2 separate regions of the Homo sapiens genome follow, and region 2 is linked to region 1. Evidence: chromatin loops called from intact Hi-C (ENCODE). Cell type or tissue: mammary epithelial cell. All regions are shown on one strand.

Region 1 (2,500 bases):
TAGAGGAGGATATTTAACCTTAGAGAGTTAAGTAGCTTGAGCTAGGTCATAGAATCAACAGTGAGTCTGAGAGTCAAGACTGATTGTCTGATGAAAGTCTCATGTTTTTTGCACTACAAGATCCTATGTCCCCTGTGGACATCTGCATGACATATCACTGGAAGAAGCATACAGGGAGGGATTTGACAGAAAAATGAAGCTGATTTAGGTATACTCAGGCCTGTAGCACATTTCATTTAGGCAAAAAATTAGGGGAATATTTCCAGTCCAGGAGCAAGTCTTGAAGACCATAATCTTTAAGCCACAAGCATACTTACTCCTTGCTGATATGAGCTTCTAGACCTTGCTCCAAATCTCATGTCCATGCAAAAATTGTTAGATCCTCTCTGCACCTTGCTTCTTCTACTCATTGTCCTTTCTCAGGGACCATCATAGATCCCAACTGTGTATCTCAAATCTAAAGCATAAGCTGCAGCTACTACTGTCAGATCTAGAAGGAAAGGAAAGGAGAGGAGGGGAGGGGAAAGAGGAGGGGAAGGAAGCTTTCAGAAATGCAAAAGGTGTTATACTGGTGTCATGTTACTCCATTGCTTAAACCTAGATCAGTTGGTGAAAGCAGATTTTTATTATTTATTTATTGTTTTTGGTACCCATTAGATATACATATTTTCAGGGTACCTGGAATAATTTGATACATTCATACAATCACATCAGGGTAATTAGGATATCCATCACCTGAAATATTTATCTTTCCTTTACACCAGGAACATTTATTTGAATTATTATTCTCTTCTAGCTGTTTTGCATCAGCATCACTTGGGAGTTTTTAAAATATGCAAATTCTCAGGCCCCACCTCAGATCAACTAAATTAGAAACTGAACAAGATCACTAGGTGGTCCCGAGGCATTATCAATCACTGGCGAATAATATACACACCAAGCGGCAACTGGAGGAGGCAAATAGTATCCATGAAAAAACGTTATCTTGTTCACCAAATATTTCCTATAGGAGTATCATTCAGGTGGCACCTTCATAATTCTCTGAGCATCAATAAGCTGGAGTGATCTTTGCCATTTCACATGGATCACAGAATAAAAAGGCTGCTTTTATAGATCAGAGAGTGGGTGAGGTCTTCTCATTTGTGAGATGACGCCACAGAGAGAACATCCATGGGAACCCTTTGTTCTAGGTGGTTTAGGGAAAGCCCTGCCTCAGGGCTCTGAGTCACCTGCAGTCTCTGCAGCAGCCTTTGCTAGTCATTATCCTAGGACATGATTCATGCGGCTTGTGGGGATGCAGGCTTATTCTTTACAGTCCCATCAAGCTGTCATACCTCTGGCAAACAGGAAGGTGCAGTGCCTAGGATCAGGATTGGCCTTCTCTGTTTATGGCTTGCTCCCGGTCATAAATTTGGAGCAGAAGGGCAGAGTGATTGCCGATTGTTGAGGAGCTGAATGGGGAGCAGTAGGAGATGAAGAAGGAGGGGTGTGGGTAGCGCCAGAAAAAGCAAACACTGAGCCGGTGCCCCCTCAAGGTCACTTTGCTTTGGCAGGAATCAAACAAATAAACAGAAAACGGGGATTGGGGGAGTAGGATTGTCTCATTTCCTATATTTCTATGCCATTATGGGCATAGGTTTGATAAACTCTGGCCAAGAGAAAGTTGTTTTTGTTTTATATTTTCTTTTAAGAGACGCCATGGTTTTTATGACAAGGCCTAAGCAATGAACCATAAAATCAAAAGACACCATAGGCATTTTCTCATTGGTGCATGGGCTGCAAATCAAGAAAATAATTTGTAGTTCACCTGGCAGTAGTTCTAGAAGGAAAAAACTGGAAGAAAATGCTGAGAATGGTTATAGCAGGAGTGGGAAGAAAAAAAAAAAAAAAACTAGAGGTGCTAATCAGAAAGCCCCGGATTTGGCCAAAGATATAGTATATGGAACCACTGAGCTTATTAGACGATGCAGGTTGTACATATGTGTGGTATATATGTGTGTGTGTGTGTGTGTGTGTGTTCACTTTTGAGTCTATTTTCTGAGATAAAAACCATGGGAAGTATTTGGTAAAGCAGATGTAAACACTGGCTTAATTATAACAAGTCAACTATGTTTTCAAAAGTATTATCATCAACAGTAGTAATTATAGCAAACATTCATTAGGCATTCAACATGGGCCAGCCATTGTGCTATGAGCTTTCACTACTTCAACTCATTTAACCATCATCAAAACCTATGAAAAAGGTACAATCATTATTCTCCCTTGTCTTACACATGAAAAAGGGAGACTTAAGACTGTAAAGGTCTAACTTTTAACTCGGCCCAGGTTTCATAGCTAATTGGTAGCAAACTCAGGGAACTTTAACTCAAAACTCAGGACACCTTAACTCAAACTCAGGGAACTCTGGCTCAAAAAATATGTGCATATAACTACTGCCTCCCTCAACTTTCTATTTTACATTTGGGGACAATCGGTCACTAAAAGATTAAAATGCAACGTG
Region 2 (2,500 bases), 230 kb before region 1:
AGAAAGTAGAAATTTGCTTCCCTCATGGACATACGATGCTTTTCATCATTTTAAATTCATTTTTTTTAAATTCCCTTCCCACCTTTGACACTACCTGCAAGGCTAGTGGGTTAGCGAATTGCTATGCCCCATTAAAAGGATAAAGAGCAGAGAGACCTACCGTGTCCTCCTCGAAGGGAAACAGGGGAACGATAGATAGAAATAGGCACTGAGTGATGCTTGCTGCCATGGAAATGGTGCTCGTGCTGAGAGTGAGACCCCGGCGAGGAAGAGGTGGAGGAGGAGGAAGCTACATTAGAAGAACTCCATACAGAGCTGACGATACATCCCCAGAACAGGAACCAGATCCCAAGCGTCCAGGCCGGCCGGCGAGGAGGGCTCCGTCTCGCGTGGATTCTCAGGTGCATGGTCAACGCACGGGACCACTACAGATGGGCAGTTTGAATTCCAGCCAGTGAGGAGTAATGAAGTTCATGATGCCCAAGGGCCCATCATAGCAGGAGGAAGAGTTGCCAGAATTCGGGGAAGAGGGAAGCAATATGCGCTTTCCAAACAATGAATCAGTTAAAAAATTACTACTTAAAGAAAGAAAAAAAAAAGATAAAAGGCAAAAAGCCCCTTCTCTTTCCCGGAGCTGAAATTTAGAATGCCAGGGTCCTCCCAGGTATAGCAAACCTCCTACGGAGCCCCGGCATGCCACGCATGTCAGGGGAAGACCGGCGCGGCTTCCTCCGGATCTCTAGGCACTTCGAGTCTGATGACTTAACCGCACACTCCCGGGAGCCACACAGAGGAAAGGTGGCAATGAAGGAAGAGAAGGAGGCAGCCCGAACCCAAGTGGGTTCAGGTGAGTTTATCCCAACATCCAAGGAGTTTGAACATTTTTATTTTCCTGTTTCCACTTCCATGAGATGCAATGCAGAACTGCCAGGCAAAAGGGGGCTGCAGGTGGAAGAGTTCTTCGGGTGTTCCTGGGAGTCTCCGCGGAAGGGCGCGAGGCTTTTAACCCTGGGCGTGCTGGACTAGCGCCACGGAGCAGCCGCCGGCTTCCTGGGTTTCCCAACTGGATGAAAACCAGCAGCAGCAGCAGCCACCGCAGCCAGAGGAAGAGAATAAGAAGGACTGGAGGGAAAGAGGAGAGGAGGAGGAACCCGGTGCGGAGCAGCCACCCAAACCAACGTGGCACGGGGTGGAGGGAGGTGGGTGGGCGAAATCAGCGAGAGCGCAAGAGGAGGTGCCTGGCAGGCTGCAGAGGTGGCCGAGAGGCGGGCGGGCGCCTGCGAAGTGCGCGGACCAGGGAGGCACAGGTGAAGTGAAGCGAGGAGTTGGGGAGCCAAATTCACAAATGGGCAAGTCATATGCAAATAGCGCACTCCCGAGAGCAAATCAGTGCAGCCCCAGCGCTCTGCCGAGGGACTGGCTGGCTCCGGAGGAAGGAGGGGCCAGAGCGACCCGGAATCCCGGCCCTTCCCATTCAAGCACAGGCTCGTATACACCCGCGCGAGCCTCCAGCACACGCCGCCCGCCCTCCTCTCGCTCGCGCGGCTCCCGCCCCGCCGTGTGTGCGCGCGTGTGTGACACCGACAGACCGACACTGCGCCTTCTTTATCACCCGTGCCCTGCTCTTCTCCCAGGCGCGTGAAACCAAACTCCAGCCATGAAGGCACCTTCTCACAATTTCGGAGGAAAAGTAAGGGCGGCGGCTAAGGCCGAAGTAGCTCCAAATAGAAATAAAAATAAACCCCTTGAGGCAGCGCGAGCGCTGGAGCTGCTGCACGCGGTGGTGCCGCACGCGCGCTCCTCCCTGCCTGGCGGTGGCTTGGGCGACCACTCTCCAGGCGCGTGTGTCTCCCGGGGTTAAAATGCCCAGGGCCCCTCCCGCAGGGCGAATGATGGGAATCTGAGTCCGGACTCCCAAAAGTGAAGGTGGAGCGGTGGCCTGGGGACTCCAAAGGGTGAAGGGCTCCGTGATTGGCAGTCCTTCCAGAAGGTGGCTGCCACCCCCGGTGGTGGATAGGACACTGTTGGGATTCAAAATCCAGAGGTTATCGTCCGCGCCTGTAGTCCTGATCAAAAAACTTCAGAAGGGGAGAGGGCCAAGTCGGCTGGCTCAAAGAGAAGTGACTGGCGCCTGTCCGGAACTGGCTGCAGAAGGGCTGCCCCAGGTGGGTGAAGTCCCCTGGGCGCTGGGCATCAAAGACAGCACGGTGTTTACCTCACGACTGAACACGCAGGGGAGAGCCAGAATGGCAGCACCTGTCCTCTGTCGTGGCCATCTGTGACTCCAGGAGGGGACTGACCCAAGGCTCTGCCAGGACACGGTAACACTGTGGACTAGGCGGCATCCACCCCTCCAGTATGTCTCATGCGCAGGAAGGACAAACCCAACAGGCTGCCCTCTCAGGCCAGGTTGTTGTCCACACAGGTCTTGCTAGCTTTGACTCCCTCCTACCATTCACCTTGGGTAAAAAGCCCATTACATTTGCAGGGAGGAAGGGGA

What was found. A loop is a pair of places that touch in the nucleus more often than their neighbours do. Peaks named below come from ENCODE experiments on the same cell type or tissue, not always from the same donor. Only the 100,000 strongest peaks of a DNase experiment are listed, where the experiment ranks them.
Region 2: a loop joins it to region 1, with 11 times the contacts of the local background. A loop is called at or near these places in 2 of 110 quality-filtered maps.

What each region holds. Positions count from the first base shown.
Region 1 is chr14:79,044,217-79,046,716 of GRCh38, reverse strand. All of the region lies in intron 15 of NRXN3 (neurexin 3), which reads right to left. Among named protein-coding and RNA genes, the nearest start is that of NRXN3-AS1, 30 kb to the left of the region's middle. In mammary epithelial cell, no CTCF peak of the experiment used is centred here; a DNase peak (open chromatin) is centred at 1,226; H3K27ac peaks cover 1,163 bases.
Region 2 is chr14:79,278,199-79,280,698 of GRCh38, reverse strand. The region is part of intron 15 of NRXN3 (neurexin 3); the gene reads right to left. Among named protein-coding and RNA genes, the nearest start is that of NRXN3-AS1, 200 kb to the right of the region's middle. In mammary epithelial cell, no CTCF peak of the experiment used is centred here; a DNase peak (open chromatin) is centred at 1,388; H3K4me3 peaks cover 1,262 bases.